Linked DNA regions of Homo sapiens: regions 1, 2, 3 and 5 are each linked to region 4. Evidence: chromatin loops called from intact Hi-C (ENCODE). Cell type or tissue: GM12878. All regions are shown on one strand. Each heading gives the region's core, and the rest is flanking DNA. Links, peaks and the distances in the headings are about the cores only. Region 1 overlaps PRKX (protein kinase cAMP-dependent X-linked catalytic subunit). Region 2 has its middle 77 kb from the start of ARSF. Region 3 overlaps ARSH (arylsulfatase family member H). Region 4 has its middle 26 kb from the start of TRI-GAT1-1. Region 5 holds the start of PRKX (protein kinase cAMP-dependent X-linked catalytic subunit).

What was found. A loop is a pair of places that touch in the nucleus more often than their neighbours do. Peaks named below come from ENCODE experiments on the same cell type or tissue, not always from the same donor. Only the 100,000 strongest peaks of a DNase experiment are listed, where the experiment ranks them.
Region 1: a loop joins it to region 4, with 11 times the contacts of the local background. A loop is called at or near these places in 61 of 110 quality-filtered maps.
Region 2: it touches region 4 in a loop (13-fold over the local background); 2 of 110 quality-filtered maps call a loop at or near these places.
Region 3: a loop joins it to region 4, with 15 times the contacts of the local background. A loop is called at or near these places in 2 of 110 quality-filtered maps.
Region 5: it touches region 4 in a loop (6-fold over the local background); 18 of 110 quality-filtered maps call a loop at or near these places.

The regions. Positions count from the first base shown.
Region 1 is chrX:3,648,173-3,654,304 of GRCh38, forward strand. The region is part of intron 3 of PRKX (protein kinase cAMP-dependent X-linked catalytic subunit); the gene reads right to left. Among named protein-coding and RNA genes, the nearest start is that of PRKX-AS1, 8.2 kb to the right of the region's middle. In GM12878, for the core only: a CTCF peak has its summit at 3,287 (motif pointing right); a DNase peak (open chromatin) is centred at 3,273.
Region 2 is chrX:3,115,087-3,121,218 of GRCh38, forward strand. No RefSeq gene overlaps it. Among named protein-coding and RNA genes, the nearest start is that of ARSF, 77 kb to the left of the region's middle. In GM12878, for the core only: a CTCF peak has its summit at 2,766 (motif pointing right); no DNase peak of the experiment used is centred there.
Region 3 is chrX:3,033,447-3,039,578 of GRCh38, forward strand. ARSH (arylsulfatase family member H) reads left to right here. Exons shown (of 9, transcript NM_001011719.2): 9 at 1-665. Among named protein-coding and RNA genes, the nearest start is that of ARSF, 5.0 kb to the right of the region's middle. In GM12878, for the core only: a CTCF peak has its summit at 2,474 (motif pointing right); a DNase peak (open chromatin) is centred at 2,515.
Region 4 is chrX:3,809,764-3,815,895 of GRCh38, forward strand. No RefSeq gene overlaps it. Among named protein-coding and RNA genes, the nearest start is that of TRI-GAT1-1, 26 kb to the right of the region's middle. RefSeq lists silencers at 1,941-2,010, 4,796-4,965, 5,396-5,475, 5,836-6,132 and an enhancer at 5,146-5,195. In GM12878, for the core only: a CTCF peak has its summit at 2,427; DNase peaks (open chromatin) are centred at 1,958, 2,338 and 5,238; H3K4me3 peaks cover 1,447 bases; H3K27ac peaks cover 1,893 bases.
Region 5 is chrX:3,710,098-3,716,229 of GRCh38, forward strand. It overlaps PRKX (protein kinase cAMP-dependent X-linked catalytic subunit), which reads right to left and starts at 3,552. Exons shown (of 9, transcript NM_005044.5): 1 at 2,991-3,552. The coding sequence starts at 3,156. RefSeq lists enhancers at 899-1,420, 1,646-1,775, 2,176-2,485, 4,817-5,464 and silencers at 2,656-2,935, 2,976-3,105, 3,126-3,855. In GM12878, for the core only: no CTCF peak of the experiment used is centred there; DNase peaks (open chromatin) are centred at 1,314, 1,454 and 3,674; H3K4me3 peaks cover 3,588 bases; H3K27ac peaks cover 2,127 bases.

The sequences.
Region 1 (6,132 bases), core at 418-5,417, 160 kb before region 4:
GCCAGACGGCAAATATTTTAGGCCTTGTGAATCACATGGTCTCTGTTACAAATATCCAGCTCTGCTACGGTAGCTCAAAAGCCCCCAAGATGTGACTGTGTTCCAATAAAACTTTATTAACAGACACATAGGGGGCTGGATTTAACCTATGCAAGGCTAATTTTTTTGTTTTTGATGTTTTGTAGAGATGAGGTCTTGCTATGTTACCCAGGCTGGGTTTTTTTTTTTTAAATAGTTGTCAGATGTGATAATGGCACTGAAGTTCTTTTTTAAAGGGAGTTATCTGTTAAAGATAGGATAAAGTGCACCTGCTTTAAAATAACTCAAGAAACAAATGGGCAAAGAGAAAAAAAACAAAGTGACAAAGCTTTGATAACAATCGAAGCTGGGTGATGGGGCCATAAGGTTTCAATGTGAATTACTCTCTCTACTCCTGTGTGTGTGTGTGTGTGTGTGTGTGTGTGTGTGTGTGTGTGTGTGTGTGTGAAAGGGGTAAGTAGTAATTTTGAAAGACTAGGTTCAATGTTATCCCTATAAGGCTAGAAATAAAAATCCAGAGGACAGTAATCAATGTAACATCTGGATTTAAAATGCTACAACAGAGGAACTAGGAAAGAGCTGTTGCACCTGGCATGGTGGCTCACGGCTACCATCCTGGCACTTTGGGAGGCCGAGGTGGAAGGATTGCTTGAGGCCAGGAGTTCAAGACTATCCTGGCCAACATAGTGGGACCCTGTCTCAAAAGAAACACAAAAAAACACAAACAAACAAAAAGCTGTCGCAGAGAAATAAAAAACACCAAAAACAAACAAAAAAGAGCTGTTGCAGAGAAAGAAAACCATCTGTTATGGTTTAAAGACAGATGTATAAAGGTTGAGCATCTTTAATCCAAATCTGAAATCCCAAATGCTCCAAAAGTCAATACTTTTCCAGCACCGACATGAGGCTCACAGCGCAAAGGAAATCCTCACTGGAGCATCTTGGATTTCAGATTTTCAAATTAGGGATGCTCACAGGTAAGTGTAATTCAAATATTCCACAATCTGAAAAAAATCTAAAATCCAAAACAATTCTGGTCTGAAGTATTTCAGGTAAGGGATGCTTGTGTTATGCATTTGAATTATAAAATCAAATTAAACACATCAGTATTTTATTTTGACCATTTCATAAAACCAGAAATAATTCTAGTTTGCCACCAAATCTTTTAGGGGAGCTATCTAGATAACATAAAGTGTGTGTGCAAAATATTTACAATACAAACGTAATATTGCTGTTAGAAAACAAGAGCCTGGTGAACGCAAGTCACAAAAGAACACCATCTGAACATACTGACAACCTAGGAAAGTCAGAAATCAAGTCACCAAGAGCAGTGGTTTAAAATAAGTAGGGTACAAGTCATCCAGTTAACAGGGTTGCTAGGGGAGGGGAGGGGAGGGGAGGGGAGGGGAGGGTTAGAGGAGGCGAGGGGAGGGGAGGGGAGGATAGAGGAGGGGAGGGGAGGCGAAGGAATGGGAGGGGAGGGAAGGGGAAGGAATGGGAGGGGAGGGAAGGGGAAAGAATGGGAGGGGAGGGAAGGGGAAGGAATGGGAGGGGAGGGGAGGGGAGGAAGGAAGGGAGGGAGGGGAGGGAGAGGAAAGGAGGGAGGGAGGGAGGGAGGGAGGAAGGAAGGAAGGAAGGGAGGGAGAGGCTGAGTACCGTAGCTCCCGCCTGTAATCCCAAAACTTTGGGGGGCCAAGGTTGGAGGACTGCTTCAGTTTAGGAGTTCAAGACCAGCCCTGGCAACATAGTGAAACCCCGTCTCTACAAAAAATCCAAAAATTAGCCAGGCAGGGTGTGCAAGCCTGTAGTTGCAGCTACTTGGGAGGCTGAGAGACAGGAGGATTGCTTGAGCCTGCAAGTTCGAGGCTGTGGTGAGCCATGGTTGCACTACTGCACTCCAGCCTGGGTGACAGAGTGAGACCCTGTCTCAAAAAAGAAACAAAAAACAAAGAAAGAAATTCATGTAGTGAGTAGATTACATTACAACATGCTTAAGTATGTTTTTACCCCATGCTATAAGAGAAAAATGGCGGGGCACGGTGGCTCACGCCTGTAATCCCAGCACTCTGGGAGGCCGAGGCGGGCGGATCACGAGGTCAGGAGATCGAGACCATCCTGGCTAACACAGTGAAACCCCGTCTCTACTAAAAACACAAAAAATTAGCCGGGCGTGGTGGTGGGCGCCTGTAGTCCCAGCTACTTGGGAGGCTGAGGCAGGAGAATGGCGTGAACCCGGGAGGCAGAGCTTGCAGTGAGCCGAGATCGCACCACTGCACTCCAGCCTGGGCGACAGAGCGAGACTCCTCTCCAAAAAAAAAAAAAAAAAAAAGAGAGAAAAATGAGAAACAGACTTCTTTCTGGGATATGTTCAAAAATGTTATTCAAGGCCGGGCACGGTGGCTCACGCCTGTAATCCCAATGCTTTGGAAGGTCGCGGCAGGTGGATCACTTGAGGCCAGCTGTTCAAGACCAGCCTAGGCAACATGGTGAAACCAGGTCTCTACTAAAAATACAAAAATTAGCCAGGTGTGGTGGTACATGCCTGTAATCCCAGCTACTTGGGAGGCTGAAATGGGAGGATCGCTTGAGCCCAGGAGGCCAAGGTTGCAGTGAGCCAAGATCCCACCACTGCACTCCAGCCTGAGTGACAGAGTAAGACCCTGTCTTTAAAAAAAAAAAAAAAAAAAAAAAAAAATTATTCAAGATGAGGCCTCCCTGTTTAGTTCCATCTATTCTGTAGTGGTCCACGATACAGTGGTGAATTTCAGTTTTATTCAAAAGGCACAGGTACTGTTTGAATCCTGAATCAGAGGCAGGGCCATGTATCTGCCCCCATGAACACAACTTCCCTGGGGCCGGGCCAGCAGAGAGATGCTTCGTTACAATGATGGTCAAAAAAAAAAAGGAGAAAAAAGCCCCCACAAAAAAAAAGTTTCCAGAAGCTACACTACCCATACAGAGGAAGATGCAGTTCTTTGCAAAAGCAATCTATCAATATGGTAATGAGACATTTTCTAAGATTTTCACATGTTCATTAAGTAAAATAATTGCTGCATGTTATATACGAAACCATTTTCGTCCATTTAAATAGATATGATGAATTAACTGGACAGTAACATGGTTTGTCAAACTTATAAACAAGTGAATATATGAAATATTTTATCTGTTTTCTTTGAATTAGACTTGCAAATAAAATGACTTTAAAAGAATTTACTAATATACCGTGTGCTGCCAAGAGAGGGCAGCACAGATGCTATAAATCAATATTTTAAAAAATCCTGCATCTTTCCTACTCCATGTAAAATGCACCTAATTTCCATGTGCCTTATTTTTGGAAATGTAGTACAAGAAATACTATAGGGGAAAATCAGATTGAATGTAAACGCATCATAAAATTTTCCTAGGAGAGCCCTTTTCTAAAAGCTGCCAGAGAAGAGAGTCATTTAGTGTAAAACTGCCCCCACATCAAGTTTCTCAAAATGCAGACGGTTTTACAATGTTAGGAGTATAATTAGTGTAATTATCACCTTACCCAACCCCACCACATCAAAGAATATGGAAATATAAAATGTATTTTCTAGGCTTGTCTGACCAAGACAGAAGCCGATAGCCATGTGCAATCCTGGGTATTTGAAATGTAGCTTGTCTACCAAGGAACGGATGTCATTATCTAATTCTACTTTCATTAATTTAATCTAATTGAAAAACTGACACTCAGTGTAGTTACCAAAAATCTTTCTGAGTATTTTTCAGCAGCTTGGGCGTGTGAATTTACTTTTTATGACTGTTGATTTTATGAATGTAAATTAAAGATCCATTGGGAGCTAAGCTATGAGGACGCTGAGGCATAAGAACCATACAACGGACTTCAAGGACTTGGGGTAAAGGGTGGGAGGTGGGTGAGAGATAAAAGACTACATACTGGGGCCGGGTGCGGTGGCTCACACCTGTAATCCTAGCACTTTGGGATGCCAAGGTGGGCGCATCACAAGGTCAGGAGATTGAGACCATCCTGGCTAACACAGTGAAATCCCGTCTCTACTAAAAATACAAAAAATTAGCCGGGCGTGGTGGCGGGCGCCCGTAGTCCCAGCTACTTGGGGGGCTGAGGCAGGAGAATGGCGTGAACTCGGGAGGCAGAGCTTGCAGTGAGCTGAGATCATGCCACTATACTCCAGCCTGGGCGACAGAGCCAGACTCCATCTCAAAAAAAAAAAAAAAAGTTAGCTAGGCCTGGTGGCGGGCACCTGTAATCCCAGCTACTTGGGAGGCTGAGGCAGGAGAATCACTTGAATCTGGGAGGCGGAGGTTGCAGTGAGCCGAGATTGTGCCACTGCACTCCAGCCTGGACGACAGAGCGAGACTTCGTCCCAAAAAAAAACAAAAAAACAAACAAAAAAGGATAACTGTTTTCTCCTCAATGGAGTATGTGTGTGTACGGAAACATATCTATATATACTTGTTCCAGGCTGAAATGTATCCCTTAAACCTTATATGCTGCAGTCCTAACCCCCAGAACTTCAGAATGTGACTATATGGGAAAGAGCATCTTTAAAGAGGTCATTAAGGTAAAACGAGGTCACTAGGGTGGGTCCTGATCCAAGAGGACTGGTGTCCTCATAAGAAGAGGAGATGAGGATACAGACATGCACAGAGGACAATCCTGTGAGGACACAGGGAGGAGACAGCGTCTCCAAGCCAAGGAGAGAGGCTTCAGGAGGAACCAGCCCTGCCCACACCTGGATCTCAGACCTTAGCCTCCATGACAGTGAGAGGAAAAGGTCTATTCTTTAAAATGCCCAGTGTGTGGTCTTTTGTCAAGACAGACTGGTTAAATGAATCCAATCATGGAAAAAAAAATACATATACATGTATTATAAGCTGAATGTATGTGCCCCCCGCCAAAATTCCTATGTTGAAATCATCATCCCCAAAGTGATAGGATTAGGAGGTGGGGCCTTTGGGAGGTGATGAGGTCACGAAGGTGGAGTCTCATGAATGGGATGAGTGCCCTTACAAAAGGGGCCCCAGAGAGCCCCCTCGCCCCTTCCACCATGTGAGGACACAGCGAGAAGGCGCCGTCTACGAACCAGGAAGCTGGTTCCCTCCAGGTACAGAATCTGTCGCACCTCGATCTCGGACTTCCAGCCTCCAGAGCTGTGAGCCATGAATGTCTGCTGTTGAGGCTGCCCAGTCTATGAGTGTGTGTTAGTGCAGCCCGCACTGGCTGAGACGACATGTAATGGTTTGTTTCATGTGTTGATGGGCCGTGGGGTGCCCAGATGTTTGTTCAAACACTGTTTTGGGGTATGTCTGTGTGTTTCCAGAAAAGAAACACATATATCATACATGTCATATAGTATGATATAGGTATACTATATATATTATATACTATGTAATATATATATTATATATAATATACTATGTAATATATATATTATATATAATATACTATGTGATATATATAATATATATAATATACTATGTGATATATATAATATATATAATATACTATGTGATATATATAATATATATAATATACTATGTGATATATATAATATATATTATATACTATGTGATATATATAATATATATTATATACTATGTGATATATATATTATATATTATATACTATGTGATATATATATTATATATTATATACTATGTGATATATATATTATATATATTATATACTATGTGATATATATAATATATATTATATACTATGTGATATATATAATATATATTATATACTATGTGATATATATATTATATATATTATATACTATGTGATATATACTATATATATTATATACTATGTAATATATATATTATATATATTATATAGTATAATATACTATATAATATATATATGTAGTATGTGTAATATATAATACGTATAATATATACTATATAGAGTATAGTGATATGTATGATATAGTATGATATAGGTATGCTATATAATATATATTATATATTATAATATATAGTATACCTATATGATACTATATCATAGTCATTGTATACTATATAATATATAGTATAATATATACTATACATATATAATACTATATCATATGTACATAAAATATA
Region 2 (6,132 bases), core at 532-5,531, 690 kb before region 4:
TCTTGATGGCATCTTTAAAGACCCTATTTCCAAATAAAGTCTCATGTGCAGGTACCAGGATTTAGGACTTTAATGTAACCTTCGAGGAGGTCATAATTTAACCCTTTGCACCCTTATATACCAAGAAGAGTACCTGGGACTTGGAAATGCTCTGTAATTTGCTCAGGAGAACACAGCTTAGGTGTTACTGGGCTGAGACTGGCACCCTAGCCATGCCAATCCCAAATCTCCATGTACATCAACCCTATGGTGTTGAAGTAGGAGGCGCGACTTGACTCCAGAGGTGGGGGTTGGACACCAGACCAGATTGAGGGCTAGCTAAAACAGGGCAGACCAAAGCAGCTTTCAGTCAGACACGCCCATCAGTGTGCCATGTCAATTTACCATTGCCATGGCAACACCCAGGAGTTACCACCTCTTTCCATGGCAATGACCCAATAACTCAACGATTACTACGCTTTCCCTAGAAATTTCTGCATAACCCGCACCTTAATCTGCATGCAATTAAAAATGGGTATATATTTTGGGAGGCCGAGGCGGGCAGATCATTTGAGGTCAGGAGTTTGAGACCAGCCTGACCAATATGGTGAAACCCTGTCTTTACTAAAAATACAAAAAAAAATTAGCTGGGTGTGGTGGAGCATGCTTGTAGTCTCAGCTACTCAGGAGGCTGAGGCAGGAGAATTGCTTGAACCCGGGAGGCAGAGGTTGCAGTGAGCCAAGATCGTGCCACTGTGCTCCAGCCTGGGAGACAGAGTGAGGCACGGTCTCCAACAAGGAAAAAAATACAAATAAAAATAAATGGGTATAAATATGACTTCAAAAAAAATATGCCCTGAGCTGCTACTCTCTGCCTGCAGGGTAGCCCTGTTCTGCAAGAGCAGTCACGGAGCTATAACACTGTCACTTCAATAAAGCAGTTTTCTTCTACCTCTGGTTTGCCCCTAAATTCTTTCCCGAGCTAAGCCAAGAACACTTGTGGGCTAAGCCCCACTTTGAGACTCACTTGTCCTCCAGGAGTGTCTCTCAAAGGTGCAACCCCAGGAGTAACATAATCATGTGTGTTCGTCAATTTGCAATTGCAAAAATGTGGAACAAGCCCAAATGCCCATCAATCAATGAGTGGATACAGAAATTATGGTATATATATGTACAATGGAATATTACTCAGCCATGAAAATGAATGAATTAATGGCATTTGCAGCAACCTGGATGGGTTTGGAGAGTAAGCGAAGTCAGTCAGAAACAGAAAACCAAACATCGTATGTTCTCACTCATAAGTGGGAGCTAAGCTATGAGGATGCAAAGGCCTAAGAGTGACACAGTGGACTCTGGGGACTCTGGAGGAAAGGGTGGGAAGGGGGTGAGGGATAAAAGACTACAAATTGAGTGCAGTGTATACTGCTCAGTGATGGGTGCACCAAAATCTCACATATCACCACTGAAGAACTTACTCATGTAACCAAACACCACCCGTTCCCCCAAAACCTATGGAACTAAAAAAAAAATTAGAAAATTATGTGTGTTTGACTTATTTCAATGGACTGATACTGTTGCCTTGTCTTTACTAAGGAGTAATATGAATGTGTCAGGTGAAATACAAATAACTGTCTTAATATTAACTATTAAACAAGGATATCTTTTTCCTAAGTGATTTGGGGCAACCATATTAGACCTTATTTGTCCACAAAAGAATTCCTTACAAAGGCTGAGCATTTTTCTGCCACTCTTTGTTCTAAGATCTCTAAAACATCTTCGTTTTCTCATCACTCTTAGGAGGAGGTTCGTTTTGAATTTAGAATACCCTAGAACAGAATCTTAGGATTTTAGCCTGAGAAATAACTTCTGAAATCGTTTTCTCAAATGCTCTTATATTTGCAGATGAAGAACACAGAGTGTGAAGACACGAAGCGGCTTTAATGAGTCTGCACTGTAAAGGGAGCAGGACCATGAGGTCTGAACCCAAGGTTGTCAACCCCAAATGCAAGGTCCTTCTCCCTCCCTGGCTCCGGTCCTTCCATTTTCTTTAACCACATGGCAAGGAGAAGGTAGTAGATAAAAGCAAGCTATGTACAACCAAGGGAACACGTTCTTTTCCACACAGTGGTGTTCAGAGGTGGAAAGAATGTTCTCTAGGGTTTGACACAATTGGGGTGAATGGGAATTGTTCTTCTTGCCAGCTAAATATCTTTGGACATATTCCCTAATCTATCTGTACTTCAATTGTTCCCTCTGTGAAATGCAACTAAAAAGTGTATTACCAGACTTACAAAGATTAATGGAGATAATATCTGTAAAAGACTTTGCACATAGCGCATAGGCCCATAGGTAGCTCTTAATAAGTATTATATTTCCTTTTCTAGTGGTTATTTTGAAAATACCTTAAGATTAAAATTGAAAGAATGTCATCTATCAAAATGATACAAACCTTTGCCATTGGTCTAAACACTCCAAACTCAATGCTTAATTAACCTATCATGACCCATTGCATCGAGAAAATTACCTTCACCTGCCTTGTCTATCCGAGGTGGTCAATATTTTCCATATGCCCCTTAAGCCCTTAATTAACCTTTTTCCCTAAATAGAAAGATAAATTATACAATTCAGTCTGCAAATATAGTTACTTAAGGGATGTCTATTATTTCCTCATTCTGAATTATCCTTTAAATAATTTATATTCTTTCCTTCGCATTGAGGAATACAAGCCTGATTGAGCACTGCGTGTTTTTAATCATTACATGAATTTAAACACTAGGTGGCATGCTAATATAGCTGCCTGCACAGCTAGCTCCAAATTCCTAATATGATAAATGTGTGCATTTATTTCATTTTTGTAAAGATAGCATACATTTTAACTTTATTCTCGGAAGAGGAATTTGAAAAGGAAAGACACCTTTTTCAACTCATATTGTTTGATTGCATCCAGAAATTCACCTCCACCTACTTTATCCATCTGAGGTGGTCAGTATTTTACATAAGCTCCTCAAACCCTTAATAGCTTTGAAGGAATGGAATGCATTGCCTAAAGTTTCAGACAGGAATAACAGAAAGCAAAAATTAGAGAAACAAAGACAGAAGGGTAGCGGGGGAGAGAGACAGAAGTATCAAGGTGCATCATTTATCATCTGGAGTTTTCTAAGCACATATATTTTAATTACAACTAGCATGTGTGATCCGTGCTACTCATTCATCCCCCAGAGTGTGAACATAAATGGAGAACCTAGAATAATCCAGGCACTGGTCTAAAGTTGGAGAAAAGATACGTAGTTTCTTCTGTCTCAAGACCGTGTTCGGAGGATGAGTAAAGCAACGTGAATTAGAGTTGAGATGGGCCAACAATAAATAATCTCAAAAGGCTTGGCTGAAAGCAGCACCCGCACCTCAGATCTTGGCTATAATTTAGCTAAGGAAGCAGTGTATTTAGAAGCCTACTTGCAATGATTTTTTCAAATCCAAATCTTTTATGAAATTTGACTTGGGTGGTACAGGGATTCAAGAGCAAATCCCAAATTGGATGGACCCACAAATGGTAAAGACTCCTAGGGTTAGGGTTATAGGGTTTTCCTTACTCAGATCTGCAAATGGCCTCAGAAGCCCTGCCTCTGGCTGGAGCGGGTTTCCTTAGCAGTGTTGTAAAAAAAAGCGGGAGATACAGGAAGTACACATTGCATGGAAGCACAGTTTGTATGGGTGGATACCTTGGGGTGATGTTATGGGGCGATGATTAGTTGCCCGGCCACCTCTTGGTGAGGGTAATTGAGCAATGGACATTTTCCAGCTGCGGATGGCAGGATGACAGTCAGATTCTGCAGAATAGAAAGCTTGGATTCTGGTTCAGAAAAATCCTGCCTCTTCAAGTATGCCTTGTTTGATTTTCCATTGCATTTAGACGACATGCAAGTGAAACCCCCACTTGGAAAATGCCAAATATCCACCCACATCTCCAGCCTGTATCCATTCTTTAAACAGTAAAGACTTCCTTCCTTCTTTTTTTTTTTTTTTTTCTGAGACAGGGTCTTGCTCTGTCACCCGGGCTGCAGTGCAGTGCTGCAATCATCTTTCACTGCAGCCTCGACCTCCCAGGCTCAAGTGTCCTCCTGCGTCAGCCTCCCAAGCAGTTGGGACCACAGGTACGAGCCACCACTCCCTCCTAATTTTTGTATACTTTGTAGAGATGGGGTCTCACGATGTTGCCCAGGCTGGTCTCAAATTCCTGGGCTCAAGCCATCCGCCCTGCTTGGCCTCCCAAAGTGCTGGAATTACAGGCATGAGCCACCATGCCCAGCCTATTTTTGTTTCTTCTAAGCAGAATTTTGATCAGCAATCCAGATTCCCTAACTTTAACCCCAAGAGCCGAATTTAGGTCCTTGCCAGAGAAATGCTATCTATGGTATAGACTTAGGAAATATGCATATTTAAGAGGAAACTTTTGAAGAAACCCACTGTTGCTATCAGTATGAGTAATAATGACTTAAGCAACCTCAGTTCTTGGCATCATTCCTTTGTGGATAGAACCAGGTATATAGTTTGCAAGGCCGAGTGCAAAATGAAAACGCTCAGCTCTTGGGGAAACAGGTAAAAGTAAAAATAAAATGGTTATGTCTGTTAAAGCAAACTAAATATGGCCTGAGAAGTACTCCGTACTTCTATATTTGAGTCCTTGTGGATGAAGGGTATCCTAGCTTAATAGGCAAACAAAATTGAAAACCTAAGTTAATAGCATGCATCTGTAACAATAGCTGAGTGTTGGCCAATCCCAGCGGCCATACTTCAACCACTCATAGACTGCTGAGTGTTCAAACTGCGTTCAAATCAGGCAAACGCCGAGCAGTAATCCATTTCACTGTTTCCGTACCGCACTTCCGATTCCTGTACCTCTCTTTACCTTTTTCTTTTTTTTTTTTTGAGACGGAGTCTCACTCTGTCGCCAGGCTGGAGTGCAGTGGTGCGATCTCGGCTCACCGCAAGCTCGGCCTCCCGGGTTCGTGCCATTCTCCTGCCTCAGCCTCCCGAGTAGCTGGGACTACAGTCCCCCGCCATCACGCCCGGCTAATTTTTTTTTTTTTTTTTGTATTTTTAGTAGAGACGGGGTTTCACTGTGTTAGCCAGGATGGTCTCGATCTCCTGACCTCGTGATCCACCCGTCTCGGCCTCCCAAAGTGCTGGGATTACAGGCGTGAGCCACTGCGCTCGGCCCACTTTACTTTTTTTGTCTATAAATTTGTTCCGACCATGAGGCACCCCTGCAGTCTGTCTGAATCTGCTGTGATTCTGGAGGCTGCCTGATTCAATCAAATCTTTTCTTTGCTCAATTAAACTCCATCAAATTTCACTTGTCTGAAGTTTTCTTTTAACAGCTCCTTGTTCCAAAATGTTTAAGAATTTCGATAGGGTGCCAGCAGAACAGAAGGAAAAACAACCACAACAATAATAACTTTTTCCTCTGTCCTCCTCAGTTCTCCAGCTACTGCTCTGGAAATTAAACTGTCAAAAGAACAAAAGAAAAGCAGAATTTATTAAGACATGCAGTGCATATACACATGTGGTGAAACTCAGTGATGAATAACTCAAAAGCATGGTTAGAACTTGGGGCGCATACAACAAATCAGCCAAGAACAATACATTTGTCAAGAAGGAAAAAGGCAAAGGAAAAAGGCCTTTTAAGCTCCTAGGAGCTGCAAACTTTGAGAAGACAAATACAGGAGGAAACAAATGGAAGATAAAGGCAAATTGAGTAAGGTTTGTTATGTAGATTCCTCTAGGCCTGTGTCTCTGGTAATTAACAGTCTAAGTCTACTTTCAGGCAAATAGGAGAGTGCAGAGAGTTTTTTTTTTTCCCCACTCCCTTAGCTGACTTGCTTTTATTGTTTGAGTTAAAAAAGAACGAGATCATGTCCTTTGCAGGAACACAGTTGGAGCTGGAGGCCATTATCCTTAGCAAACTAGCACAGGACCAGAAAACCAAATACCGCATGTTCTCACTTACACATAGGAGCTGAATGATGAGAACACACGGACACAAAGAGGTGAACAACACACATTGGGGCCTTTCGGAAGGTGGAGCGTGGGAGGAGGGAGAGGATCAGGAAAAATAACTAATGGGTATGTGAACCCAGAAAGTCTGAGACAGGT
Region 3 (6,132 bases), core at 158-5,157, 780 kb before region 4:
GCTCACCTGACTGATTCATTCCATTTGGGATAAAAACTGATGGCCCAACCCATTGTTTTATCCTCAGAAATCAGTTCTTTCAAGAGCTCGGTGAAATTAAAGTGGGCCCATATAACAGTGAACCTGGAGGGGAGCATTTGTTGTATAATTTTTTTCTAGTATATAATTGTGCCATTGCCCAAGGAAAAGAGCAAATCAAGGTGACTTCAGCAGATTCTTGTAGAGCTTTTGTTCCTAGAATTCATGGAAGCATCAGGTCCAATGTCATAAGTTAGAAACTTCTGCTTGCAGATTCTATACCCAGGCATGCTAGCTTTCTAATAAATCATGATAAGTACTTAATTTTTTCATGAAGCAGAGGGTCACATAAAACTTGAAGTAGTGCTGTTATAGTCAGTTTGACTTCTTGATTTTCTCTCTTTCCTTCTTTTCTCTTCCTGTCCGATACGCATCTGGTTATGAGAAAAAATGCTGGGCTGAAGTTCTTGACTTTGCTTCCTCGTAGCTATATCATCGTGGAAATGTCTCTGTGATTTGGTTTCTTCATGTGTAAAATAAGGAAAACCAGTGTCTACTTCACAGAGTAGCTATGAGGATTACATGCATTAATTAATGTGAAATTGCCTTGTGTAGAATAAGCAGTCAATAAATGTTATTATTACAAATGTTGTTGTAAGCATCATCAATTGCAGTTAATCATGATTCCTTAAACACAAAATAAGAAAAATGGCAAAGAAGAGTCAACATTTAAGAAAAAATAAAGAAACATGGCTAAAACAATTATTTAATTGAAGAAAGGCATTTGGCAATACACATAGGAAGTAATTCAAAGCAGGATAAACAAACATAAATCCAAAATTTGAAGCATTTGTGACTGCAGACTACAAAAGACAAAGAAAAGATCTACAGATGGATGCAGGGCAGGTGAGCCCCAAATTGGGGCTTAGCCTGGGAGGGTTCTTGGCTTCCCTCAGGAAATAATTCAAGAGTAAGCCAGTGGTGGAAGCAACAGCTTTATGGAGAAGGTAGTGTCACAGTTCTGTGACCGCTCCTGCAGAGAACAGGAGCTCAGGGCACTGCTGCAGTCATATTTATACCCACTTTTAATTGCATGCAGATTAATGGGCAGTTTATGCAGAAATTTCTAGGAAAAGGGTGGTAACTTCTGAGTGCTCAGGTCATTGCCATAGAAGAGGCCAGTAATGCCCAGATGTTGCCATGGCAATGGTAAACTGACATGGCATGCTGTTAGGCATGTCTTATGGAATGCTGCTTCCATGTTTTAGCTAGTCCTCAGTTTGGTCCTCTGTCTGCTTCTGCTTCTTCTTCTTACCATTCCTGGGCTCAAGCAATCCTTCTGCCTTGGCCTCCCAAAGTGCTGGGATTACAGGTGTGAGCCACCACATGTGGCCAACAATGAATGTTCTTTATTTTATTATACTTTATATTTTGAGATAGAGTCTCACTCTGTCAGCCAGGCTGGAGTGCAGTGGAGGCGATCTCAGCTCACGGAAACCTCTGCCTCCTGGGTTCAAGTGATTCTCCTGCCTCAGCCTCCTGAGTAGCTGGGATTACAGGCACACACCACTACAACCAGCTAATTTTTGTATTTTTAGTAGAGACAGGATTTAACCATGTTGACGAGGCTGGTCTCGAACTCCTGACCTCAAGCCATCCACCTGCATCAGCCTCCCAAAGTGCTGGGATTATAGGCGTGAGCCACCGTGCCAGCAACAATGAATGTTCTTAATATCACCAGCCTGTGCACTTAAACATGATTTAAAATGGTAAATTTTGTTATGTGTTATTTTACCATAATTAATTTTTTATTTTTATTTTTTTGAGATGGAATTTCCCTCTGTCGCCCAGGCTGGAGTGCAGTGGGAGATCTTTTCTCAAAAACAAAACAAAACCCCAAAAAAAGACCGAACAAACAAATGCAATAACAACATCTTTTGCAATTTTTGAAGTTTGAAGATTACTTATTTCACTCAGAGCTCCCTTGTATTACTTGTCTTTAATGCTGTTCTCAAATTTGTGTGTGTGTGTGTGGAGGGGGGGGCAGCTAGCAGGTCCTACATCACCCCAAATCCATGATTTTCTCTTTATTCAATTCTGCAGTGGTGCGATCTCGGCTCACTGCAACCTCCGCCTCCTGGGTTCAAGCGATTCTCCTTCCTCAGCCTCCCCAGTAGCTGGGATTACAGGCGCCCGCCACCACACCCAGCTAATTTTTTGTATTTTTAAGTAGAGACAGGGTTTCTCTATGTTGGCCAGGCTGGTCTCGAACTCCTGACCTCAGGCGATCCAGCCGCCTCGGCCTCCCAAAGTGCTGGGATTACAGTCGTGAGCCACCGCACCCGCCCCCATTCTGCTATTTCTTATCCCTCTTTGCATTGCAGCCACACTGCAATGTAAATGAACCTTTGACCTAAATGAACCAATTAATTATGCCCCCACTTCACTAATGGGCCACTAGAGGGCGTTAGAAAAACATTTCTCAACTACTCGGTCAATGCGTTCAAGCATGCCACAGGTGTTCTTGCTAGAGACTTGTCATTGATGTTTTCTTGAGCCATTAGAAGGAAATGGCCATGAGGAAAAGACTCGGTTTGCTTTATGTTAATCCAGGGGATATGATGGTAGATAGGTACCAACCAGACATGTCCATTTCAGACAGTCAAAGTAGCCAATCTGTCCTCCACAATTCAGCATTTTTAGAGAAATAAAAAATGGTGCTGAAACATGCAGAGTCTAAAACTGAATGTCTGCTTTTCAAGTTCTTTCTAATTATTGGCTAGGGAAAAATCAGTGTCACTTAACTTCTCTGTAGTGCAATGTCTCAACTTTAAAATGACTACAATAGCAAATGCTTCATAGAGTTGCTGCAAAGATTACATAGATAAATATGCGAAAACACAAGAGGCTGGAACGAGCACTTTAAGATGACAGTAATTTTATTTTATTACAAGAAAGACTGAGGTTGAATTTTCTTAACCCAGAACTTAGATTAGGAAGAAGTGGTCATTAAAATATACCATGCATTATTACTTATTATGGTCACCATTCTGTGCAATAGATCTCTAAGCTTATTGCTCCTGGGAGGGGAAAGATTTATTGACTTGCCTGATGTAATCATTCCACATTGTGAACATATATCAAAGCATTCCATGGTACTATATATATAATATATATAATATTTTATATAAAATATTATATATAATATATATAATATTATATATAAAATATTATATATATAATATATATAATATTATATATAAAATATTATATATATAATATTATATAATATATATTATATATAATATTATATATTTTATATAAAATATTATATATATATTATATATAAAATATTATATATAATATATATAAAATATTATATATAATATTATATATAAAATATTATATAAAATATATATAATATATATATATTATATATATTATATATAATATTATATATAATATATATAATATATATATATTATATATATAAAATATTATATATAATATTATATATTATATATATATATTATATATATAAAATATTATATATAATATTATATATAATATATATATTATATATATAAAATATTATATATAATATTATATATAAAATATATATAATATATATAATATTATATATAAAATATATATAATATATATAATATTATATATAAAATATATATAATATATATAATATATTATATATAATATTATATATAAAATATTATATATAATGTTATATATAAAATATTATATATAATGTTATATATAAAATATTATATATAATATATATAAAATTTATCAATTAAAAATAAAAATAAAATGCTGACAAAATAAGAGGTGTTAAATGAATGTATAAGAAACATGAGGTAGCTGAAGTAGGAGTCTTACTCAAACCATCTGCCCTGATCTGTCTATCATCCCATGCTGGGACATGAAAAGGCACATATTCAGAGGACTGGGGGAATTGAGAGAGAGTGAAGGACAGACAGAGTCTTCATCAGGGACGCTCCCACATGGGAAGCCTCCTACCATGAACCTTAAAGACGTGAGTTCTGGAAGGTGTCTGAGAAGAGATTTTCTGTGGTTTTGCCAGAGAGCTGGCAACGAGGTGATGGGAGCAAACCCTTCCTTCATTATTATATTTTCCAAAACTCACAGCATTATTTTGGAGAATTGTTAAGGTAGTAGGAGGGAGATTTAAGAAATAGCCCCAGAGTGTCTTTGTGTTTGCTGCCCTGCATGTTTGCCAGGAAGAACATATTCCTCAGGTATTAGTCTCGTGCTGCTGATAAAGACATACCCAAGACTGGGTAATTTATAAAGGAAAGAGGTTTAATGGACTCACAGTTCCACATCACTGGGGAGGCCTCACAATCATGGCAGGAGGCAAAAGGCACATCTCACATGGTGGCAGGCAAGAGAGAAAAAAGAGCCAAGTGAAACCTCTTATAAAACCATCAGATCTCATGAGGCTTACTCACTACCATGAGAACAGTGGAAACCACCCCCATGATTCAATTATCTTTCACTGGGTTCCTCCTGCAACACGTGGCAATTATGGGAGCTACAGTTGAAGATGAGCTTTGGATGGGGACACAGTCAAACCATATCACCTGAGGTATGGAGAGACTGAAGAAAATGAATGTGCCATTTTTGATCTTTACAGAGGGTTTCAAATTTGCAAATGCTCAAAAATGTTATCCCTCAAAGACCTTTGAGGAAAAAGTTAGTTGATTGACTCCAGCAAAATGGAATGTAATACAAGAAAGGCGAGAGTAGACAAGCACAGTGGCTCATGCCTGTAACCACAGCATTTTGGGAGGCTGAGGTGGGAGGATCGCTTGGGTCCAGGAGTTCAAGACCAGCCTGGACAACATAGTGCAATCTCATCTTTACTAAAAATTCGTTTAAAATTGCTGAGTGTTTACTAAAAATTTGTTTAAAATTGCTGAGTGGCACATGCCTGTAGTCCCAGCTACTCAGAAGGCTGAGGTGGGAGGATCACTTGAGCCCAGGACATTGAAGCTGCAGTGAGCTATGACTACACTACTGCACTCCAGCCTGGGTGACAGAGCAAGACCCTGTCTCAAAATACTACTACTACTACTACTAATAATAATAATAAAAAGAAGAGAGTACACAGGAAGCAGTGCTGAATAAATAAATGTATAAAACAAAGTCTGAATGTGTTAGTGCACAGTTGTGAAAATAATCTGGAATTAACATTTCACATGGGAGGTAATTGAAAGAGCAGAGAAGAAAGAGAGAATGAGCATATGTTCATGTTTTTGTTTCGTCTGGGAAGAAGACATAGGTAATGACTATCTTTATATTTGATAGAAAATATAAGCTTAAATACGTGTGCTGACAGGTGAAAGGTGGTTACCACCAGAAAACTAGAAAAGATGTGTACAAGTTTCAGAGCCTTAATGGGAAATGCGTGGATTGAAGAAAACCTGATTCATGCAATCAGAGGTGGGTGGGAAAGAATTACACCGAAGAAGCAGAAAATCTGATATGTGTAAAAAAGGGAAAATAATATAAAGTGAAACTGCAGGACTCAATCCAAATATAACCATGATCATAATAAACATGGATGGATTAAAATTCCTTTAAAAAAGATAGGCTTTCTGAATGGGAAAATAAACATAAAATCCGGACATACGGTAGTGTAGGAGGCAGCTTAATTAAAAACAAACAAAATGTTGAAAATAAATGGATGCATTTGATATGATTCTGTTCCACTATCCAATCTAAGTAATGGTCAATTATTTTATAGATTGTTCTTCAGTTTTTTTTTTTTTTTTTGAGACAGAGTCTTCCTTTATCCCTCAGGCCGGAGTGCAGTGGTGCGATCTTGGCTCACTGCAACCTCTGCCTCCCAGGTTCAAGCAATTCTCATGCCTCAGCCTCCACAATTGCTGGGAGTAGAGGCACCTGCCACCACGCCCGGCTAGTTTTTGTATTTTTAGTAGAGACGGGGTTTCACCTTGTTGGCCAGGCTGGTCTCGAACTCCTGATGTCAGGTGATCCGCCCGCCTCAGCCTCCCAAAGTGCTGGAATTACAGGCTTGAGCCACTGTGCCCAGCCTTCAGTTTGGTTTTGTCC
Region 4 (6,132 bases), core at 316-5,315:
GCAAACATAATTGCAGTTTTTGCCATTAAAAGTAATGGCCAGACTGGGCGCAGTGGCTCATGCCTGTAATCTCAGAGATTTGGGAAGCCAAGGTGGGCGGATCACTTGGGGTCAGGAGTTCGAGACCAGCCTGGTCAACATGGTGAAACCTCATCTGTACTAAAAATACAAAAAATAGCTGGGCACGGTGGTGCGTGCCTGTGGTGCCAGCTACTTGGGGGGCCGAGGCATGAGAATCGCTTGAGCCCAGGAGGCAGAGGCTGCAGTGAGCCGAAATTATGGCACTGCACTCCAGCCTGGGCAACAGAGCGGGACTCCATTTTACACACACACACACACACACACACACAAAACCGCAATCACTTTTGCACCAACCTAGTATAATTGGGGAATTCCTGGTTACTTTTTTATTCCACGAAAAAGCCTGTTCCCACTGGGGCAATGTGCCAGAGGAAGGGCAGGTTAGAACTGTAAAGCTTCAAGAAGACCCCCTATATCCTGTGAGTGTCCTTGGTATTCATTCTGCAGGCCATTATCAGTCTTGAGGGGGCTGCTACAACATTCTATGGAATGAGAGAGCATTGCTGTGTCAGGAAGTACATACTATTTTTTTCTGCCTCTTTCTCTACCTTAAAAGGATATGCTCAGAATGAGTTGAAATATGGCCATTTTTTCCCCTGAAATCGAGAGCCAGTTGTTGACTTGGAATCATTCAATGTCTCCATTTGTTTTGGGTTAGATTGTTTGAATGGAGGATTCTACTACCAAACACTCATAAGATGGCTTTGAGCAGAAACAAGGCTGATCAGCCGGTATGTACACAATTCTTGGCTTTACAATATTTCTTGGGACATTCTTGGGCTTAAAATATGGCCACACCTCTGCAGTGGTAGGTCAAACAGCCTCTGTCCCAGACCTAAGCTCTCTGGATGCCACACCCCAGACTGGGACTCCCAATCTCATGGTTCACGCTGGCAATGCCTGACCCAGGACATTATCTTGCCATTGAGACCAGGGTCCTTCTCCTTGGACAGTTCCTGTAACTGTTATTGAGTATTTTGAACAGCATTGAATATTTTGTTGAATACTGAATATTTATTGAATATATTGAATATCTTGAATAACAGTCCAAGCAGAAATAAGTATCGGGACACTTTGTTCTCGTTGACAGTCTCAGGTTTCAGTTCTGGCCATATGAGTCTTGGGTGGTTCATTATTGTGAAGACTCCACAAAGTAAGATGGGTGTATGGTGAAGAATAATCAAAGGTAAATAAAGGCACCATCTCGAAGTGGACTTGCCATGTTGCATGGAAGCATGAATGTGTTGAGTCTTTTGTTGTTGAAAATGGTTCTAGGCTGGGCACAGTGGCTCACGCCTATAATCCCAGCACTCTGGGAGGCTGAATGTGTTGAGTCTTCTGTTGTTGAAAATGGTTCTAGGCTGGGCACAGGGGCTCACGCCTATGATCCCAGCACTTTGGGAGGCCGAATGTGTTGACTCTTTTGTTGTTGAAAATGGTTCTAGGCTGGGCACAGTGGCTCACGCCTATAATCCCAGCACTTTGGGAGGCCAAGGTGGGTGGATCACCTAAGGTCAGGAGTTCGAGACCAGCCTGGCCAACATGGCAAAACTGCATCTCTACTAAAAATACAAAAATTAGCTGGGCATTGTGGTGGGCGCCTGTAATCCCAGCTACTGAGGACGCTGAGGCAGGGAGAATGGCTTGAACCTGGGAGGCGGAGGTTGGGCAGCAGAGCCTCGGGAGGGGAGGAGGGGAGGCGAGAGGGGGAGGGGAGAGGGGAGGAGAGTTCTAGCATCCCCAAGTCTGCCCTTGAGAATGTGGTTTGAGAAGGGAGGTGGATTCTTTCAGTGGTGTTCACAGAGCAATTGAAACTTTAGATTTCTCAGAGTGAGCTAGTTTACTAAAGCCTACATATCTGAAAACATAAACACTTCTTCATTAAGGGTGCCCTTTAAGCCAGAAACAAACTCAACCACCAACCACCAAACCCACAAATGAGACAAAACCAAACCAAACCAAAAATCCAACAAATAAACAAACAAAAAACTTTCCCTGAGACAAACCACAGAACTTTATTTTGGGAAAAGAAAACATTTTTTTGTTGGTCAAACTATCAGCTCCTATGAAATACTCTTAGAGATGTTTATCCTGAGCTAGTTTTTTTTGTGGGGAGGTGCTGTTTACATGCTATGTTAAAAATAACACGCAAAAATTCACGAGACATTGATGATGATGATGGTTATACAAATAACGAGAATAATGATATTGGCATACATCATGTGAGTGGAAAAAAAAAGTTGATGGTGGTGATGACAATACGATCGAAACTGCTTTTGCTCCGTGGAAAGCCCTTTGAGATGGGGACCTGGCTGTGCAGTTTGCGGTGTATTTGCCTAAAACGCCATCTGGCTGCTACGTAGAGGAAGAACACTGTTTGCTTTTCTGGCCTTTGTTTTCATAATTCTTCAATTTCTCTTTATGCTCCTAAAAATTCTACATAATCCCATTTCGAACATTGCATTCATTCTCTTTTTTTTTCTCTTAGAAAACAATAAGGGTTTTCATTAAGAAGTAAGTCATAAGACTGCAAGAGAACAAATAAAACTCTTAAGAGGTCTCCCTCCCTCCCTCTCTCTCTGCAGGCTGGGGGTGGAGGATTCAAACGAAATTTTGCTTGAGAAAGTAGCCTGCTCGCTTCAGAAAATTGAATATTTTATTCAAAAAAGGTTAATTTTGCAGAACCAATTTGGCACACCTTTACATCATTCACACTACCTTCCCTGCCCCGTTATTTAGAGAACTCTAAGAAACATAATCTATACATGCACACAAAGTTGGGAACAGTAGATACTAGGGAATACTAGAGGGTGGAGAGATGGAGGGGCCAGGGCTGAAACACTACCTGTGGGGTGCTATGCTCAGTACCTGGGTGATGGGATCATCTGCATTCCAAACCTCAGTGTCACATGATATACCCATGAAACAAACCTGTACCTGTACCACTCAAATCTAAAATAAAAGGTAAAATTATATATAAAAAAGGAATATGATCCACAGAATGTATCAGACAAAAGGTGTTTGTTATGGTGGCTAATACACTTGGGGTTCAGAAAGTCAGTGGTGGCCACACACGGTGGCTCATGCCTGTAATACTAGTGCTTTGGGAGGCTGAGGCGGGAGGATCATGTGAAGCCAGGAGATCGAGACCTCTCTGCTACAAAAAGTAAACAAACAAAAATTGGCTGGGTGTGGTTATGCATGCTTGTGGTCCCAGCTACTTGGGAGACTGAGGTAGGAGGATCACCTGAGCCCAGGAGGTCAAGGCTACAGTGAGCTATGATTGCACCACCACACTCCAGCCCAGGCAACAGAGCAAGACCATGTCTCTTAAAATTTTTTTTTTAAAGAAAAAAAGAAAGTTGGTGGGGACGTGAATTCTAGAACTTTCTCTCCTCAAATATTTAGAACAGGTTGACATGGTACACAACGTTCTTAAAAGAGCTTAGCAAGAGGACGGAGGCTCAGCATTTGAAGGAAGCTGAGTGAGACAGATTAACTAATAAACAAGTCAAGTCACCAGTTAAGAATTGGTCCAGGCATAGTTGCTCATGCCTATAGTACCAGCACTTTGGGAGGCCAAGGCAGGAGGATCACGGGAGCTCAGGAGTTTAAGACCAGCCTGAGCACCATAGGAAGTCTTCATTTCTACAAATAATTAGCCCGGAATGGTGGCACAAACCTGTGGCCCCACCTACTCGGGGGGCTGAGGCGGGAGGATCGCTTGAGCCTGGGAAGTGCAGTGGCGTGATCATAGCTCACTGCAGCCTCCACTTCCCAGGCTGAAGCGATCCTCCCTGTGTCCTCACATGGTCATCCCTCTGTGTGTGGCTGTATCCTTTTATTTTCTTGAAGACAGGGTCTCGCTCTGGCCCAGCAAAGAGTGCAGTGGTGCGATCATAGCTCACTGCATCCTGGACCTCCTGGGCTCAAGCGATCCTCCTACCTCAGCCTCCTGAGTGGCTGGGACCACAGGCGTACACCACTACACCTAGCTAATATATATATGTTTTCTAGATACAGAGTCTCCTTATGTTGCCCAGGCTGGTCTCAAATTCCTGGCCTCAAGCAATCCTCCCGTCTCAGTCTCCCAAGTAGTCGGGTCTACCAGCACGCACCACCATGCCCAGGTAATTTTAAAACTTTTTGCGGCTGGGTGCGGTGGCTCATGCCTGTAATCCCAGAACTTTGGGAGGCCGAGGCAGGCAGATCACTGAGGTCAGGAGTTAAAGACCAGCCTGGCCAACATGGTGAAACCCCGTCTCTGCTATATATACAAAAATTAACCAGGCGTGGTAGAGGGCGCCTGTAGTCCCAGGTACTCGGGAGGCTGAGGCAGGAGAATCGCTTGAACCCGGGAGGCAGAGGTTGCAGTGAGCCGAGATTGTGCCACTGCACTCCAGCCTGGGTGATAGAGGGAGACTCCGTCTCAAAAAAAAAAAAAAAGAAAAAAAAAATCAAAAACTTTGTAGAGACAGTCTTGCTATGTTGCCCAGGCTGGTCTCGAACTCTTGGCCTCAATGTATCCTCTCGCCTGGGCCTCCCAAAGTGCTGGGATTACAGCACTTGGCTCCAGCTTGACCTTTGTTGGTAGAACTACTCAGAAAATATGACCGATTTAGAAATTGGGTGGTGCCAAGTAAACCCCACCCAAACCTATCCCCGCACCAGTTCTCATCTACCTTTTTCGCGTGTTGGGGAACTAGCAAGGCAGGGGCTGCCGCTCGCGGGGGCTTGGCCTCCCTCACGCAGCTCAGCCTCTGAGCGCAAGGCACAGGGCTCTCGCGCTACGGCCGCCACCCGCCCCGAGGCCCCGGTCCCCTCCCCTCACCGCCGCACCAGGACAGCGCGGCCAAGAGCCGGGCCTTTCGGGGGCTGGTGCGGACGTGGCCAGAGATGCCCGAGGAGAAGCAAGAGACCATGGGTATGCGGCGGTCACGGGCCTCTCCGGCCCGGGAGACGGACGTTATGGCTGGCAGCGTCTCGATACCAAATGTTTCCAGACCATATGCTTGCCGCTTCCCGCACTTGGAAAGACCAATCGTTAGGCCCGAGGATGCAAGACCCACCCACTTTGCGATGGAGGCAGCCAATCCAGTTGCTCGTTACTTCCAGTGTCGCAGGCGCCCTTACGAAAGATCCTGTCCAATCGCTACCGGGAACGTCCTCCTAGTCCCGCCTCAGGGCCATCGCAGAGGCTGTCAATGCCGTCTGACCCCTTTACCCCATTGGCGTACTTCCTTCCGACACCATGACATGCACAGCACCAGGCCGGGGCGGGTCAATGGCGGTGGCGGAAACGGCGGGCCACTGCGCGGGAACGGGTTACGCGGCTGACGTCCGCCGCAGCAGCCGCTGGGTCCTGGAGGCAGAAGCCTCCCTGAGAAGCGCACAATAGGCAGGGCGCGGTGGCTCACGCCTGTAATCCCAGCACTTTGGGAGGCTCAGGCGGGCGGATCACAAGGTCAGGAGATCGAGACCATCCTGGCTAACACGGTGAAACCCCGTCTCTACTAAAACTACAAAAAATTAGCCGGGCATGGTGGCGGGCGCCTATGGTCCCAGCTACTCGGGAGGTTGAGGCAGGAGAATGGCATGAACCCGGGAGGCAGAGCTTGCAGTGAGCCGAGATCGCGCCACTGCACTCCAGCCTGGGCGACAGAGCAAGACTCCGTCTCCAAAAAAAAAGAGAGAAGCGCACAATGGACCAAGGGCTCTTGCCGGAGAGGCGCCGCCGCCGAACCCGCAGCCAGACGCCCCTCAGTAGCGCCCGCAGCGGGTGCCGCGGCTCTCGCCTAAACCATGGGCGCACCCGAGGGGCGGGCTCGCCTCCCGTCGGCCCTCACAGCTCGGCTGGGCTCGGAGTCCGCTCCGCCGTCGCCTTCCCGCTGGGGCCGGGAAACGCAGCCGCGGAGCCGCACAGCCCTTGCAGCCGGATGAGAGGCCCCGCTGGCCTCAGGACGGTGGTCGGGGCGGCGGGCGGGGGCATTCGTGCAGCCTTGTGGCCTGCAGGCGCTCCCCGTCGGCAAAGCTGCGCCGCAGGCCTCGGGG
Region 5 (6,132 bases), core at 669-5,668, 99 kb before region 4:
TTTTTTTAAAGCACAATTGTTCTCCATCATAGGAACAAGCATGGCTTGGTTATATGAACAAGAAATTTGAAGAACCAGATTGAAAACCATTTTTTCTCTGAGGACTAGTATGACTGTTCTGATCCAAAGTTCCTAAAACGAAATCGGCCTTTAGACCAGACGTACTCCAGAATCCCTTCACGCATAAAAAAGAAAAAAAGAATCCATTATCAGACTTTTCACAACTGCAAACTGCACTCTTTCTTCCTAACTACCTGACCTTGAGGAAAACTGGTCAATCTAGAACGCTGACAAGTTTCTTTTTCTCTCTGTCGCCCAGGCTGGAGCGCAGTGGTGTGATCTTGGCTTACTGCAACCTCTGCCTCCTGGGTGCAAGCAATTCCTCTGCCTCAGCCTCCTGAGAAGCTGGGATTACAGGCGCCCGCCACCACGCCCGGCTAATTTTTGTATTTTCTCAGTAGAGACAGGGTTTCACCATGTTGGCCAGGCTGGTCTGGAACTCCTGAGCACAAGTGATCCGCCTGCCTCGGCCTCCCAAAGTGCTGGGACTACAGGTATGAGCCACCACGCCCAGCCTGTGATTGGCTTTAAGTCATAGAAAATAGGATTGCTCAGCTGGCAATCTGCATACAGATCCCCTCTGCCCACCCCCCAAAAAGTTCAGTACTCCTGCGGGTGCTTGTTTGGGGCCTGAGAGAATTCGGAATGAGGGCGAAAGAGCACTTAAAAGCAAACTTATGTTCCTGTAGTGACAGTTTAGGATGAAGAGAGGTCACACCCACCCAGACTGGGTTTCAACTCCAGACTGAGACTCAAGCTCACCCCTCACTATTCTCCATCACGCCTTGGAAAACAGTCCAAAGCTGCTGTAGATTGTGGCTTAGAGACACAATCGTGAAGGATCTAAAAGGCTTAGGATTTTATAAAATGTATTATTTTAGGTGAATCACACTCAGATTGCTCTTTAACCAACAATAAAGAAACGGGCTTGGATAAAAGGTTGCAGATAATGTCACCAAAGCTGTGCAGTTGTCATGAGAGAGTGTTCCAGACGTGCATGCAAACATACACACACACACCCCTGGGTCCTGGTCCCCTGCTGTCCAATGAGTGTGGGATACCTAGCCCTCCTGTCACATCGTTGGAGCTCACAGGAAGTTATCCTTGAGAAAGGAGCATCATCCTCATCCTCATTAAGAGAGCACTGACTGGACTGAAAAAAAAAGCTGACTCCCCGCCCAGCCAGCTTGGTCCCCAGAGGCAGCGACACTCTATTTTTAAAGATGAGGTTACCCGCTGGGCACCCTAAGCTGACTTGACGTCAAACTGAGTGGCCCCCTGTGACACCAGAACCCCTCACCTCTGCCGCCCTCCTGCCCGCATCCTGCTCTCTGCCCCGGCCTCCAGCCCCAGCTCCACCTTTCCCAAGGGACCCATGTGGGTGCCCCAAAGAATGACAAACGCTGGTGCTGAGTGCCAAGGAACGGCTGGACCTCATCAATTTTCCATTGTCGAGTTGTATTTCCACCTACTGTGGCGGCTGCGCCAGTCAGGGTTCCTGCCCCACCCTTCTTCCGCGCAAAACACACCCAGCTCTAAGATTAGACCAGGACAGCTTTCCGGGGGGACCAAGACAAGGGGGAAGGCAGAGAGAGAGGAGGGAGGGAGACAGAAAAACCAAGACCGGAAGGGGACAGGGAGAGAGACACCAAGAGACAGAGGAGGAGAAATGCAGAGAGACTTGAACAGAGACAGAAAGAGGGAGAGAGAAGAGAAACAGAGAAAAGAGAGAGAGAATGAGATAAAGAGGAGGAGGGAGGGAGAGGAGAAAGAGAGAGGGCCTCCTCCCACTCTGTCCTTCCAAATTCAGGCTTTCCTCGTGGGCCCTTCCTCAAGGTCTAAGTGGCAAAGAGGTCACTGAAGGAAGCTAAGTCCCCTCTTCCTCAGCGGTTCTAAAGGCCCCACTGGCTATGCCCGCTGGTCTTCCTAAGTCATAAGCTATGGCCTCGAGCCCTTGGGCTTCCCAGCCCAGCTTCCTCCTTTCCAAAATGAGGACAAACAGGAGTTAGAGGGCCTGAGAGCCGACGCCTCACCAACACACCCAGGACAGCCCCCTCTACTCTCCCATTTATTTTCTTGACAGCCAACACCCCACTTAGCCATACGGAGTCCCTAAGTGGCACAGGCGGGCCGATGACAACTGTTTAAATCCAGCGCCCACGTTCAGTTGGGATATTCTGACCCACTCAGGGCTGCTCCATAAAGCAGCGCGTGTCCGGATGCAAGAGCACCGAGAACTCGAAACCTCTCTGTCAAGCTGCCCATTCGGGGTTAAGTTCAAAGACAGAGGACAAAGGAAACGGATAAAGCGTCCGATACAAGAATTACCCATTTCAGAGGCACAAGACGAAGAGCACAGGCGGTGTCAGGACATGTTAGGATCCGTCCCCAGCGCTGCCGTCCTCGTCCCCACAGCGCCCCGGGACACCTGTCCCCCACAGCCCAGCTGCTCCTGCAGCCCCTGGAGAAATCTGTACATTCCCTGCCTCTGGGCACACAGGGAGGCTGGCCTAGGGGAGGCCTGCAGGGGTCTTCGCACCCCGCGCCAGTGTCCCTGGGGCCGCTGCCAGGGAGGGAGCACGAGGTCCCCCAGGCGAGGTGACCCGCAGGAGGTTTTGTGACGTCGGACGGCCCAGGCCCCAGAGTGCTGTGTGTGCTGGGGGTGGAGGGTGGTCTCCGAGAGGAGCCGTCGGCATTTCAGGTTAGGCACCCGGCCGGTCGGGGGTACTTGCCTGGGCTGGGGGGCTGGGGAGTGCGCTCCACCCGGGAAGACCCGGGGCGCAGGTGCAGCCCCGCACGGGGACTCCGAGCCGAAGTAGCGGGTCAGGGCCCTCCCCAGGAGGTCGGCACCCAGGGCCCTTTGTCCTACTACAACGTCCCGGCCACGCCGCGCGCCCCTGTGGGCCGAGTCCCCGCCCGCACTCACTCACCCACGGTGGCCAGCGTGTCAAAGTCCTGCAGGCTGTACACAGGCGGCTCCGGCGACAGCGCCTCAGGGCTGGGGCAGAGCGCGGGCGCCCCGTCGGGGGTCTCCTCCGCCACCTTGCGGGAGTCGCTCTCCGCCGCGGCCGCCTGGGCCAGCCCGGGCGCCTCCATGGGGACGCACTCAGGTCCGGGGCACCGGGCCAGGCCGGAGCGCTCGGGGAGCCGGGCTTCCCGGGACGCAGCCTCGGAGGGCGGCGCGGCGGCGGCATCAACAGAGGCTCCCCATGCGCGCTCTCGCCTCCTGGTGCGCGGTCCGGCGCGGCTGACGGAGCGACGGGGACAATGGCTGGGCGGCGCTCACGGCACAAGCAGCAACGGCCCCGAGTGGGAGCAGCCGCCGGCCTCGGGGGGCGGGCACCGAGTGCGGGACGACTGCGGGGAAGGCGGGGGCCGCGGCCCGGGCTGGGGGGGGCGAGGCGGGGGCCCTGCGCATTCCGGGTCTCGCGCCCGCCGCCTCCTCCAGCTCGGTAGCCGCGTGCGCGCTGTTGGGGCGGGCGGAAGCCGCCTGGGCGTGACCGCGCCTCTCCCCGCCCTAACCCGGCCGCGGGGCTGGGGGCGTCGCCTTCGCGCGCGCTCCGCCCCCGCCCCGACCCAGCCCAGGAGCCGGAGACCCGGGCGTGCGGCGCTGGGGAGGTGCCCACGCCCCCTCCGCGCCCGGGGCACCCCTGGGGTGGGACCCAGGCTGACTTCTCCTCGGGGACGCACTGGCGGGCCACCCGCGTCGCTGCACCCAAGCCCGGAAGATGGGGAGGCGAGGGGGCCCGGGGACAGGGAGGGCGTAGCTCAGCAGAAGTGAAGTTCAAAACTAAAAAGTGAAACTGGCGTTTGGTGAAGAGAGGGGCTCGGATTAGCCCGGCTAATTTTTGTATTTTCTCAGTAGAGACAGGGTTTCACCATGTTGGCCAGGCTGGTCTGGAACTCCTGAGCACAAGTGAACCGCCTGCCTCGTTCTCCCAAAGTGCTGGGACTACAGGTATAAGCCACCACGCCCAGCCTCTGATTGGCTTTAAGTCATAGAAAATAGGATTGCTCAGCTGGCAATCTGCATACAGATCCCCTCTGCCCTCCCCCCAAAAAGTTCAGTACTCCTGCGGGTGCTTGTTTGGGACCTGAGAGAATTTGGAATGAGGGCGGATCCCCAAGAGGGGCTGCCGGGTCTTCGGGATGAGTTCAGCGTCCTGGTTTTGCTGTAGGACTCTGGTGATTCTAGATTTCTACTTGGAAGGGGCGGGGAAGGGCGGGCTCGACCCTGTGCGTTTCTTTGCAGCTTCCTGTGGATCTAGAATTCTTTACAAATAAACATTCCTTTAAAAAACTAGGGAAAGACAGATTTGAGAGATCGCCCGACCAAATGTAGTGCGTGAAACTTGATTGGTCACTGTTTCAAACACCCCGGCGACAACCCTATAAAGAATTGTGCAGAGGCATTTCAATTTCAGAAACCCCAAAGATTTTTTTTTCCTGGCTTAAGTGTGGCTCAGGCAATAGTTGGACATACTTATATTTAAAACCCATATCCGTGTGGATTTGAAATGCAAATATAGCTAGATATTTGGTCACCCCTTTCCCCAGGGAAATGCAGACAGTGCTTAACTTGCGGGCCTGGCACGGCCTGGACGCTGCGCCCCTGACCCGCGACCAGGGCGGCCCAGGCTGCCGGTTCGCCGACCACAGTTTGAGCAGCAAGGGGTCAAACTGCAAACGCCTTTGTTTTGAGGGATCTCAGCGATTCTGCGATTGGAGGGGGTCTCCAGTCCCTCAGTCCGCAGGTCAGGGGGGCTTTCCGAGAGCCAAAGCGGCCTCTAAGTCAGAACGGACACATTTTTAGGGGGACCAGGCCGAGCCATCCTTCCACAGCTAACGGGGAGGGGGAGTCAGGAAGTCTGAACCTGGCTCAGGCTTTGGATTTCTGGCCCCTGGCTGCCAGCCTCGCCCAGCCTCCACCTGCATTTTGTGGGTGGCATTTCCCCCCGGGGGTGACACCCGCTCCCTATGCTCTGCAAAATCCTGAGCTGGAATGCAAAACATATGCGACACCAGCAGGCCCCTGCCATCCCCTGAGCCTGGTTAGGACAGGTCACGGCCCTGCCAAGCTTCACCAGCAAGCCGCGCAATCCCTTGATCCTGGTTAGGACAGGAAACGGCCCTGCCAAGCCCTGCCTGGCCGAGGGGTTCAGGGCCAGCAAGGAACGCGCACTCAGGAAAAGTTCGTGTCTCCCCGCGGAACGCGCGCCCTCTCCACTAGGGCCTGACCTTGGAAATGCAAGGCTGCGGCCTCATAAAGTCCTTTTAATCAAGGCCCGGGTTTCACACCCAATTAAGCAGATGTCCTTGCCTGCAAATTGCACGCAGGAAGAAGAACGTGGCACAGATTTGCAGCGTTAAACTCTGCTTGAGCTGCTGGTTGGTCTGATTCCACCGAACCCACCCTGAACTTGACCGCATAGCTACCTCTTCTTATAAATAGACCCTGCACGTTTCACAACACCTTGCTTGACAAAACAGCTTTCATCTGGAAGGATCATAAAAATCCTTGAGAAACCACAGCCTATTACTTGAGAGACAAAAAAGGAAAATCCCTGTGAGTTAGGCATGGAAGGGTCATTACCGCCTTAATGAAGTGGCATTAATTTGCGGTGGAGTCAGGAATTGCTGAACTCTGCCATTCGGAAGGAATAAGTCCCTGACCCTAAACCAGAATGAGCTATAAATTCAATACAATGATAGGTGCAGGTGTTGTTAAATATGAGAAGAATCAAAATTGTACCATCTGGCTTAGCACAGAGACTCACACCTGTGATCTCAGCACTTTGGGAGGCATGGGGGTTCGAGACCAGCCTGGGCAACATTGGAACCCACCCCCCCATCTCTACCAAAAATAATTTTTTAAACTAGCCACGTGTGGTGGTGCACACTTATAATCCCAGCACAGAGGCAAAGGCACGAGGATGCCTTGAGCCCAGGAGGTCAAGGCTGCAGTGAGCTATGACTGCACCACTGCCCTCCAGCCTGGGCAACAGAGTGAGATCCTAACTAAAAAAAAAAAAATCATACAATCTCTGAAGGGAGCTGAACACTCTTTAAGCA